2 separate regions of the Mus musculus genome follow, and region 1 is linked to region 2. A link is a contact called in ENCODE Hi-C or POLR2A ChIA-PET data. All regions are on one chromosome and are shown on one strand. Each heading gives the region's core, a stretch centred on a gene start or an enhancer-like site at or near the end of the contact. The rest is flanking DNA. Distances are from core to core; before and after follow the strand shown.

Region 1 (5,896 bases), core at 3,365-5,864, 100 kb before region 2:
TGGAGTCTGGTATGTCACCAAGTCTAATCATCATTATTAATTTTACATGGAGAAACATAGGTGTTTAAATAATAAAAACTGTATTTATGTCTGTGGTGGTTTGTATTTGCTTGTCCCATAGGGAGTGGTACTGTTAACAGGAGGGGTGGCCTTATTGGAGGAAGTGTCTCACTGTGGGTGTGGGCTCTGAAGCTCCACCCAGTACAGAAGAGTCACGGATCAAGATGCAGAACTCTCAGTCTCAGCTCCCTCTCCAGCACCACTGTCTGCCTGGATGCTGCCATGCTTCCTGCCATGATAAAGATGGATTGAACCTCTAAATCTGTAAGGCAGCCCCAATGAAATGTTGGCCTTTATAAGAGTTGTCAGGTCATGGTTTCTCTTCCTAACAGTAAAACCCTAATTAGGACAGTGTCCCCCAAAAGCGTAAAGCGGGGCTGAGGAGATGCCTCAGCAGCAAAGACTGCTCACTGCCCTCAGAGAACTAGGGTTTGGTTCCTAGCACCCTATCAAGTGACTCACTGCCTGTCACCCCAGCTCCAGGGGATCCGCTGCCCTCTGGCCTCTGAGAGCTCTCCTGTGAAGACACACATAAACTCACCCAGGCACTCACTCGCATACACAACTTAAATCTTGGGGGAAAAAAAAGCAAGCTTAAAAGCTAGGTGTGGTGATATATATCTGTCAATAGCATGTGTGGATGGAAACAAGAATGGAGGATCCCAGAGTAGCCTGGGCTATGTAGCAAGTCTCCAAATGCTTCATATACACAAAACTATAAAATCGTGGTGAGATAAATGGTCTCTTATCCATGCCGAATCTTCTACAGTGTGACCCACTTGGACATTGACCCACAAGGCCACTGCAGTGATTCACTTTCCCTGGTTCTTTGGCTGCCACGGTGACCACTGGAGCAATCCAACACTTGGAACTATTTCCAAAGATTAGAGAAAGGAGGTCTGAGGATACAAGCACGCTAGGAAGGGTGGGTGCCTTCCAAGCATGAGGACAGGCGTTTGATCCACGGAAAAGAAGCTGGTCATGGGGGCAGAGACAGGAGAATCTCTTGGGGCTTGCTGGCCAGCCAACCGAGCCTAAGCAAACCGTAGACCAGTGAGAGTCCCTGTCATATTAAGAGGTGTATGGTGGGGACAGGTAGATGGCTCAGCAGCTAAAGGAGCTTACTGCCAAGCCTTAATGCCATGGGTTTGATACCCCAGACTCCGAGTGATAGACAGACAGAATGGAGAGACCTGAACCTCACACCTGTACCCTGCACTACACACACACACACACACACACACACACACACACACACACACAGTGTTAAAAAAACCAAAACCTGAAGCTGCTTGTGGGTTGGTCTCCATGTGCACACAAGCACCGGTACTCTCAAATATGGAGAATGACTGGGTTCCGGGCCTCCTGCTGTTAGGTACCATTTGTCTACTTAGTATCATACTAGATGAGGTCTTCTCGTTTCCATAGTTACCAGGGAAGTAATTTTAACAAACTCTCGAAAATGAAATCTTTGAAAGCCTTGTCGAGAAACAGTGGTGGCTATGTGAAGAAGGTGTTCGCTCTTTTAAAGTCATCAGATATTTAGTTCATAAGCCAAAGAAGGAATCCTTCACAAAGCCCTGTCAGAGTTGATGTTCCAAAGCCCTTAAACACAGACTAGACACAACTCCAATACAATGCTGTGGACTGTTTTGTTCTTGGCTTGTTTTCATGCAGGCAGAATGATCTGCAGTATCATTAGGGATCTATGAACACCGACGGTAGACTACTTTTTAGCTAATGTGCTCTGTCTGCCCCCAAGAGAATGCACTCTCAATTTCTTTCATTTCCCCGAAGGTCCTGCATGGAATTTTCCTACTCCCTTTATTCTGATGGAGTGACGCAGGGTGACTGAGCCTCGGATTGTTTTCCTCCAGGAGCTGTGGGCATTTCCATTTCCTTCTCCTGCTTCATCTTTTCTCTTTATACACTATAACAAAGATGGACTTCAGGGTCCCTCTGACCTCTATTCTAACAGGAGAGCACATGAAAGAGAGAGGGGGGGAGGAAGTGGGGAAAGGAGAGGGGGCAAGGAAAAAAGAGAGGGGAGGTGAAAAAAGCAGCTGGGAGCCCCGAGTTGTAACCGTCTCCATGGAAACAATTCCTTAGAGATCAATCTGGAAACAATTCTGTAGGCATCCCCGGAACAGCAGGGTCCAATCACACCAAGCTTTACAACAGGATTCAACTGGGTGAGGAAGGAGCAGGTTCTTTTTTTTTTTTTTTTTTTTTTTTTTTTTAAGGAAAATTAGTAAACTAAGAAGCTAATACAAATTACCTTTACCATGGTCAAATGCCTCTTTAAATGAAAACTTCCCTACTTGCTGTAACAAAAGGGCAAAAGGCCTGGAGTACTAATTTGAAGACCTAAATCTTCATAGTGGTAACCGGCACTCACCACAAAGAAATGACAGAGACACGCCTCCAAAGAAATGACAGAGACACGCCTCCAAAGAAATGTCAGCATTGGTTGAAAAGTCATACATTAGAGCCATCAAAACGAATTGAGGATTGTGGCCGATAACCACACAAAGTGTGTGCAAAGAATGCCAAATTCATTCATGCTGTAAGCAGACTGAATTCCAGGGGAAGAGGAAAAGGGATTACAGAATTCCACCTACCCAATCATGTTGAAAGAGTGAAAGGTAAAGGAGCCATGTAATTAAAACCCAATAGAAGAAAGGCCCTGGGAAGGTTTCATCCTAAGAGTTCAGCTTGGAGTACTGCTAATAAGCCAGTTCCCTTTAGGTTTGTTACCCCCTCCACCCCACCGCCCAGAGGCAGTGTTTCTCAGTGTAGCCCTGGCTGTCCAGGAACTCACTCTGAAGACCAGGCTGGCCTCCAACAAAGAGATCCAACTGCCTCTGCCTCCCGAGTGCTGGGATTAAAGGTGTGCACCACTACCCAGCTAAACCAGTTACTTTTTTAAAAAAGAGAACATACTTTGGGCTCTAAATCAACCCCCAGCTATTAAAAGGAGGGGGTGGGGTAACTTTAGGGGATTAAAGTAACAATAAAATAACCAAGCTTCAGCAAGTGTCTGGCCAGTAAGCCACTAACTTGTCACCACATAAAAGAGTTTAGTGTTATCAAGTGTAATTATTTTCACTCTTGTGGGACTAGGGACTGCATCTGTGAAATACCACTTTGTAAGGCTATGGAGACACAGAGGGTCAGGAGTTCAAGGACATCCTTGGCTACCCAAGAACAAAGACAAGGAACTGCTTACCATGCCATTTCAGGAAGTACTTAATAAACCTGAGCTATGACGGCTTCTAGAACATACTTTGATTTTCCTGTCTGTAAGTATAAGCACACTGCGCCCCCCCCCCCTTCTCTGAAGGATATTTTGGGCTATAAAATCAGTAGAGTACTAAAGACTTTCAAGTAGGTTTGAAGATGAATTAAAGCCGTGAAATACAAGTTTCCATACAAGAAAGTCATTGGCCTCTTGGCTCTAGTATAAACATAAATAAAAATTCATAGTAAATCAAATCCAACCTTCCACACTGCCACTACTCCACTCCACATGGACTTCCCAGTGTTTGTAGCACAAAGAAATCTTTGGATGCACACTGAAGGGTGATTCCAACCCAGCCCCATCCACGTTCACAGCCTTAGTCTGTCCAGCCCGGCCTCTTTTCGCCCTCTGCTGTCCGTACCCACCTTAATTAGCTTTGCTCTCCCAAGTCTCTCAACACCAGGGTGGCCCTCCACCTTCCCACAGCCTTTCCATGTGCAATTTGTGTTACAACTTTAAAAAAGCCATAAACGGGTCGGGAGCAATCTTGGTAGCACGACAGAACCTCCACATGCGGTTTTTTTAGGTGTCTCCTGCGAGCACAATTTTTAGGAATACCAAACTCTTACTTAGATAAAGTCTATTGCCGTGAACCACAGACCCGTCACCCGGGTTTAATGGAGAGAAAAACCGAACCTGGCAGGTAGGAAACCAATCAAGGCGCCAAGGCTGCCTACGCAGGGGAACAAAGGGGATGCCCCAGGCTAGGACGGGAATCCTGCTGGGTTTAGACGCTTTGTATCTTCGCAGGCGCAACATTCATCTTTTTTTCTGATTGCATAATGCAAATATGGTGGACCAGCAAAGCCGTCCCCGGGTTGGGGGGCGGGGTGACAGAAACCACGTGGCTCCTTCCGCGCGGGGGCCTTTGTGGGATCTATTCCCAGTGGAGCAGATAAGAAACTTAGCAAACCGCGTGACCACGGCTCCTCAGAGGCCCGTGGGGAGGGACAAACGTGAGCTCCGGGGTTCAGAGGGTTGGTCGGTCGGCGGGAGCCAACGGAGTCCGCCACAGCCCACTCGCTGCGACTCCACGCCCACCACGGTGGCAACCGGGCAGGTCCCGAGTGCGCAGGTGCGCTGCGCCCCGCCCCCTGGGAGACCACGCTGTCACTCAAGTATCGCGAGAGCAGCGCGGCAGAGAGGGGGTGGGCCTGGGCAGTCGGCCCTGCCCCCTCCCTCTCTCTCGCCCCCCTCCCATCCCCCCTCGGCAGTCGCTCGGCTGCGCAGCTCCTAGAGCGGTTGGCGCGGCGGGAGACGGTTGAGGGGAGCGAGGGAGCCGAACCGTTGTGGCGAGCGCTCAGCAGCGGGCGAGCCAGGCGTCCCTGCCCGCGACCAGACCCGCGCGAGCGTCGGTGTAGGCGTTGCTTACGCCCCACAGGGTATCTGAAGTAGAAGGGGGGGTAGGTTGGGCCGGCGGTGCCGACAGCGGAGTCGGGAGAAGGACGAAGAGCCCGGGAGCGGGTGAGGGAACGCGGAGTGGCCGCTCGCTCGCTCTCCCCCGCCGCTCGGCTGCCGCCATCTTGGGGGCCGGTAGCGGTCGGGTCGCCTTCCCGCCTTTCCCCCGCTCGGGCTACTTTGTCGCCTCCGGCTTACGGGAAAGTGTCCGGCAGGAGAGAGTGCGGGCGGGAGATCCGAGCTCTCCGGTAGGGATGAGGGTGGGGAGCTCAGCGAGCCGGGAAAGCGGGACGCGCTCCGGGTGGAAATGGCGCTCGGCGGGCCCGGCCACCCACCGGGGCCTCCGGTGCTCTCGAAGGGACTACCTGGGGCCGGCGGGGCTGCGAGGGGCTGCTGACGCAGACTCCAGGGTTGAGACAGGGGGAGCTGGGGGCGGGGGAAGGAGAAGCCAGTGACGACGAGGGCGCTCCGATGCCAGATGCAGGACAAAGGCGGCCGCGGTCCTCCTTTGTAATTCCGCCGCTCGGTTGCGATGGCCTTGGCCGGGGGCCGGAGGCGGACTGTCCCCTATCTCCCGGGTCTCTAGGGCGAGCTGGGCAAACGGAAAATCTCCGGGAGGAGGCAAAGGACGCTTAGCCGACCTTTTAGTCCCTATTTGGAACTGCGGAGAGAGTCCGTTGCGCATCTCCAAAGAATTACCACCCACCTACCCCATGTCCCCCTCTTAGGTGTCGACCAAGACTTTTCATTTTGGAAGAGAAGTGCATGGCTTTTCTAATAGGAATAGTGCAAAGTGGGTGTGTTTCAAACAGGTCCGGGCCAGGTGAACTGCGAAGGTGCTGCGTTTAGGCAAGGGTGGAGAGTTAAGTTGTGTTTGGGGTAGTTAACTCTCCAGGAGTTGTGTTTTGTGTCGTTTTGTAATTAAGGCCGAAAGCCCAGTGCATTTCGTTTCATTTGATGGCTGAGCATGTTTAAAACTTGTATCGAACTGTGGTGTTTTGAAGCCGAAATAGGTCTCTTAAAGTGGAAGCCGAATCGCGTACCTAGTTGACGCGTTTTGGGTCCTTAAATTGGAAGCCGAATCGCGTACCTAGTTGACGCGTTTTGGGTCCTTAAATTGGAACTGTCATTAATTTT
Region 2 (6,189 bases), core at 2,166-4,665:
GAGGAGGGCTGGAGAGATGGCTCAGCGATTAAAAGGACTGACTGCTCTTCCAAAGGTCCTGAGTTGAATTCCCAGCAACAGCATGATGGCTCACAACCATCTGTACAGCCACATTGTACTCAAATACATAAGATAAATAAATAAATAAATCTTAAAAAAAAAAAAAGGAAAAAGGAGCAGCAGCAGGAGGAGGAGGAGCAGCATCGCAGGGTGTGGTGGACACATCTGAGACACTGTGCCAAGATTGTCTGAGACGTGGCCCTAGGAAAGCAGAGGCGGGGGTCTGAGGAATTCAGTCACTTTCAGCTAAATACTAAGTTGGAGGCCACCCTACCATATATGAGATTCTGTCTTAACAAACTCTAGTCAGACATAGTGGCACACATTTTTAATCTCAGCACTCGGGAGTCAGAGGCAAGCAGATCTCTGAGCTTGAGGCCATCTTATTGGGAGTATAATTATTTTCTTCTGCAGATTAAAAAAAATTTTTTTTGTTTTGTTTTTGTTTTTTGTTTTTTGTTTTTTGTCTTTTGAGATAGGGTTCCTTCTTCCTGGGGATCTGGTGATGCAATGGCTGCCAAGAACAAAATCCTTGGCAGTGTAAGCAATCTGTTGTACGTCTCGGTTCCTCTTAGAGGCCTTCAAAATAGTTTTCTGATGGATACTGGTATCTCTGATCTCAATGCTGACCCCAACCTAAGATCCAAAAAAATATTCAAAGTACCTCTGGGAAGCCAGGGCAGTATGGGAAGGGTTCATGTAGAGGTTTGAATGAGAATGGCCCCTATCTTGGATTTACTGCTGTAAACAGACACCATGACCAAAGCAACTCCAAGAACAATATTTAATTGGGGCTGCTTATAGGTTCAGAGGTTCAGTCCATTATCATCAAGGTGGGAACATGTCAGCATGGTGTAGGAGGAACTGAGTGTTCTACATCTTCATCTGAAGGCTGCGAGGAGAATACTGATTTCCAGGCAGCTAGGATGAGGGTCTTATATATAGTCCATGCCCACAGTGACACATCTACTCCAACAAGGCCACCACAAGTACTCCAACATGGCCACACCTAATAGTGCCACTCCTTGGTCTGAGCATACACAAACCATCATAGTTCCCAAAGTCTCATATTCTTAAATACTCAGTCCCTGTGCCGGGCAGTGGTGGCGCATGCCTTTAATCTCAGAACTTGGGAGGCAGAGGCAGGAAAAACCAAAAAATAAAATTAAATAAACAAATAAATACTGGTCCCTGGCTGGTGGAAATGTTGTAAAGGATTGGGAGGTGTGGCCTTGTTGGAGAAGGTAGGTCACTAGGAGTAGGCTTTGAGGTTCAAAAGACTCCCATCATGGCCAGTGTATATATACACACACACACACACTCACACACACATTGTGTACACATTGGTTTTTCAAGACAGAATTTCTCTGTGTAGCTCTGGCCATCCTGGAACTCATGCTGTAGACCAGACTGGCCTGGAGCTAATTCTGCCTGCCTCTGCCTCCCGAGTGCTAGGACTAAGTAACAAATGTCTTTTTAATCTGAGAAGAAAATAATTACATTCCCAAAACAGCTGCAAGCTATGACCCTATCTTTCCATAAGACCTCATGATGTGTATTTTTTTTATTGCCAGTCATAAATAATTAACTGAGCCGGGTGTGGTGGCGCATGCCTTTAATCCCAGCACTCGGGAGGCAGAGGCAGGCGGATTTCTGAGTTCGAGGCCAGTCTAGTCTACAAAGTGAGTTCCAGAACAGCCAAGGCTACACAGAAAAACCCTGTCTGGGAAAAAAAAAAAAAAAAGAAAAGAAAAACCACATAAATAATTACCTGATGACAACTCAAATAATCAATCATTGTGGGGAGGGAGAGGTTAAGAGATACAAACTTACAAACACCTGCTTACTGAAAGGGAGAGGAACCCTGGCACATGCAAGCCATCTGGTAGAGTAAGCACAAAGCACAGTGCTTCTTTTCAAGCAGTTACAAGCTTGTTTACCACGATTCCTGGAACCAGTTTTGGTTGTAGGCAGTTTTCTTTTTTTGTTTTTTGATTTTCCGAGACAGGGTTTCTTTGTGTAGCCCTGGCTGTCCAGGAACTCACTCTATAGACCAGACTGGTCTACAGCATGGACTACAGATTTGTTGTTCTTCTCAAGCCCCTCCCACTTTTGTCCATCAGTTTACCATCATCTATCTACAAGATTAACCAAAACAACAAAGCCAGGGATCTTTGCTATCACCTCCATCTATCTTCTATCGCATGACAAGGTCTGCGGGCCTGCTTCTCCAACTGTTTGGTTTTTGTTTTTTGATTTTTTTTTTTTTTTCGAGACAGGGTTTCTCTGTGTAGCCCTGGCTGTCCTGAACTCACTCAGACCAGGCTGGCCTCGAACTCAGAAATCTGCTTGCCTCCCAAGTGCTGGGATTAAAGGCGTGCACCACCACCACCGCTGGGCGGTTGTAGGCAATTTTGCACAATATCCTTAGTCATTTTATTTTGTTTTTGAGACAGGGTATCACTTTGTATTCCTTGCTTGCCCAGAACTTGCTATGAAGACCTGGTTGACCTCAAACTCAAGATCTGCCGACCTTTGCATCTGCCTGGTGCTGCGATTTAAGGCACATTCCACCATGTCCAGCTCATATCCTAGTCTATTTTTCAAAGTTAGCCTCTAGAGACGGACTGTGCGACATGTGCCTGTAATTCCAGCACTTGGGATGCAGAGGCAGGAGAATCGGGAGTTCAAAGCCAGCGTCAACTACATAAGGCTCTTGAGGTGGGGGGGCGGGGGGGAATACATTAAATATTCTCAAATCATTATCCGCACGCGCGCGCACACTCACGCGAAGGGGACGCGAGCCCAAGCTGGCCTCCACCTCCAAAACTTATTTTCCTTTCAAGCAAACAGCAAAACCCAATCCTACACTGTCACACGTGTTGTTTGTAACAGAAAGGGGTGGTCCCCACCATGTCCCACCTAAAGGATCCTGTTTTCAACCTTAAGAAATAGGTGCTTGGTTCAGCGGAGGGATTAGCCCCGGCTGCAGGGGCTGACGTGAAGGCCCGGCTGGGTGCTGCAGCAGGAGAAGCTCGGGACTGTCTGATCGGCCCGCGGACCGGCTTCAACACCCAGCCCCGGGGTCCGGGCGGCGGATACTGACCTCCGGCCAAGAAGGAACGCAGCCAGTAGAAGTCTCGGCGTGAGGTCGGGCCCCCGCTCCCAGCCGCCTGCGGCACCGCGGGTGCAGGCTCGGCCGCCGCCAGGGCCGCCGCAGCCACCAGGGCCGCCATCGGGACCTGCGCCACGTCCCGAGCCTCCGCTGCCAACTTACAAAACACTGGGCAGCACCATGGCTGGAGCCGGCTCTGACAGGAGCCCAGCCGCCGCGCGGGCGGGGCCAGATGATGCCCATGGCGCGCGGCGGCGAGGAATGATGACGCACGCAGCCGCCGCTGGGACCCGTCCAAGAGAGCAAGGCGGAAGTGGGCGTCACCCAGGGGGTCTGCGACACTCAGGGTCCCGGGTTTCCTGCTGAAGGTTTGCGAGCCTCTTGAGCCAGACCAGTAAATTCAGGCTTGCAGTCTCAGCACGAGCGAACCTGATGACTCCTGACCATGGAGATCAAGACCCGCTTGAGCTATGTAGTGAAGCTCATGCCTGTCATCCCAGCACTCAGGACTCTGAAGCAGGGGCATCACCTCCAGACCAAGACCAGCATGGGTAACTTAGTGAGTTCCCGACTAGCCCAGGCTGCAGAGAGAAAGATACTGTGTCAAAAGAAAATGCTAGACAAGCTAGCTGGCTCAACGGCTGAAGGCACTTGTCACTAGGCTGGCCGACCTGAGTTGTCTCCAGACCCGGCCTAGTTGAAGGAGACAGTCGATTCCCACAAATTATTCTTAGACCTCCATACATGCAACTTGGCAGCACGCGCGCCCACACGCGCACACACTATAATAAATGTTGAGAGCCATAGAGATGGCTCAGCGGTTAAAAGCACTCTTGTTCTTGTAGAATACCTGGGTTTGATTCGCGCGCGCGCGCGCGCGTGTGTGTGTGTGTGTGTGTGTGTGTGTGTGTGTGTGTGGTGTGTATGGTGCCTCTGGCATTAACACAAGCAGCTCAGCCTTCCCTGTCTTTCTGATCCACTCCCATCTTCTGATCTCACACACGATAAATTCTTTAACCTGCTGTCTTCACAAACTCTTTCTCTTTTATTTCTCCTTCTTTTCTTTTTCTTCCTCTCTCCCTGCCTTTCTCGGGACCGGCTATGGAGGCTTGGCTTGTTTGGAGATTCTAGCAGGGTGACACATCTATTCCCACACCCTTTATCAAAGATGGTGTCCTTCTCTCTTAGGGGAAGGTCATCTTTGTCCAAACAGGCATGTAGTTCTGGAAGCCATGTACATGGAGTGGGAAGAGGGGAGGAGACACTCACATAGACAAGCAGGTCGCCAGGCGTGGTGGTCCACGCCTTTAATCCCAGCACTTGGGAGGCAGAGGCAGGCGAATTTCTGAGTTCGAGGCCAGCCTGGTCTACAGAGTGAGTTCCAGGACATCCAGGGCTACACAGAGAAACCCTGTCTCGAAAAACAAAAATAAATAAATAAATAAATAAAAAGACAGCAGGTCAACTTGGTAATCAGTGGAGTGACAGATGGTGCAACTGCATCACCCTCACATCTGTGACCTAGGACTAAATACTAAATATGGCCCAGCCTGGTCTCTAGCCTGAGATACTTCTGCCTCAACCCTGCATGTGCTAAGAGTACAGGAGGATTTCACCACCACTCCTGGGGTGATCTTTATCTGTGTCTCTCTTCCCCCCTTCCTCTGTATCTCTCTCTCTCTGTCTCGGTTGTTCTCTCTGTGTGTGAGACGGGTGTCGGGGGAGAGAAAAAAAAAACAAACTAGGGATCCATTGACCTCAGAGCTTATCAAATGCTAGGCATTTGTATCTGACATCTAGGTTACAGGCATTTAAACTCCCCATCTTCTCTCCTAAGTATACTGTTCATTCAGCTTTCACCCTGCCACAAATGGGAACATTGTGTTCTGTCCATACACTAGAAAGACCACAGACCAGTCAGTCTCCCTGCTTTCTCTTGCTCTCTACTGTCTGTTTTTGACACAACAGCTAAGGCATTAATTCATTCATGTTGTGGTTGGGGGAACACATGTGTGGAGGTCACAGAACAGCTTCTGGAGTCAGGTGTTTTTCTCCTCACTACATGTGTCTCTTGTGGCTGGAACTCAGGCCTTTAGGTGTACTAGAAAGTACCCTTGCCCCACTGTGCCGACTTGCTGATCCTAAAGATGTAAAATAGCTTGGCATCGTGGCTCATACTTGTAAAGACAACATTGGAAAGGCTGGGGCAAGAAAAATGCCAAGAGTGTGAAGCCAACCTGCCCTACATGGTTCTGTCAAAGCCACCCTGAGCTACAGAGTGAAACCTGTTAGAAGAATAAGATTAAGGGCTTGAGGATGTAACTACGTTACATAGACTGCAACACGTTCTAATAGGACCTTCAGCACCAAAGTAACTGGATGTGGTGCTGTGCACTCCTGGGCTACATGAGAAGGAGACCCATCCTAAGCAAAAAAAAAAAAAAAAAAAAAAAAAAAAATTCTGTTTTTCTGTGTAGCCCTAGCTGTTTTAGAACTCACTCTGTAGACCATGCCTGCCTCTGCCTCCCACCTGCTTGAACCATAACTATTTCAGTAAAGAAAAGATAGTCCAAAAATAGATAGATAGGGGCTGGTGAGATGGCTCAGCAGGTAAGAGCACCCGACTGTTCTTCTGAAGGTCCTGAGTTCAAATCCCAGCAACCACATGGTGGCTCACAACCATCCCTAATGAGATCTGACTCCCTCTTCTGGTGTGTCTGAAGACAGCTACAGTGTACTTACATATAATAAATAAATAAATCTTTAAAAAAAATAGATAGATAGATAGATAGATAGATAGATAGATAGATAGATAAAAGAAAAAAGAAAAGATAGTCCAGTCTGTTTTGCTTAAGTTTCTGGTTCCCTTACCTGTGACTCTCCAGTATTGTACAGCAGTTTGCTGACCAATTTCCTTTTCTTCTGATACAGATTCTCATGGAGCCCAGGTTAGCCATAAACTTGCTGCAGGGTGCCCCACAATAATGTAAACTTTTAATTTTTTTAAAGATGTA

The links. A loop is a pair of places that touch in the nucleus more often than their neighbours do. ChIA-PET counts read pairs that join two places held with the same protein, here RNA polymerase II (POLR2A).
Region 1: a map of heart shows a loop between it and region 2 (6-fold over the local background). The contact joins the promoter of Hnrnph3 here to the promoter of Slc25a16 in region 2. A Hi-C loop is called at or near these places in 1 of 37 maps with a recorded cell type or tissue (heart). POLR2A ChIA-PET finds 5 or more read pairs at or near these places in 4 of 5 experiments (Patski and embryonic stem cell).

What each region holds. Positions count from the first base shown.
Region 1 is chr10:63,022,567-63,028,462 of GRCm38, reverse strand. Hnrnph3 (heterogeneous nuclear ribonucleoprotein H3) reads left to right here and starts at 4,614. Exons shown (of 10, transcript NM_001079824.1): 1 at 4,614-4,743. It overlaps Pbld2 (phenazine biosynthesis-like protein domain containing 2), which reads right to left and starts at 3,951. Exons shown (of 10, transcript NM_026085.2): 1 at 3,727-3,951.
Region 2 is chr10:62,917,859-62,924,047 of GRCm38, reverse strand. Slc25a16 (solute carrier family 25 (mitochondrial carrier, Graves disease autoantigen), member 16) reads right to left here and starts at 3,415. Exons shown (of 9, transcript NM_175194.2): 1 at 3,167-3,415. The coding sequence starts at 3,296. It overlaps Gm25862 (a small nucleolar RNA gene), which reads left to right and starts at 524; the gene lies at 524-652.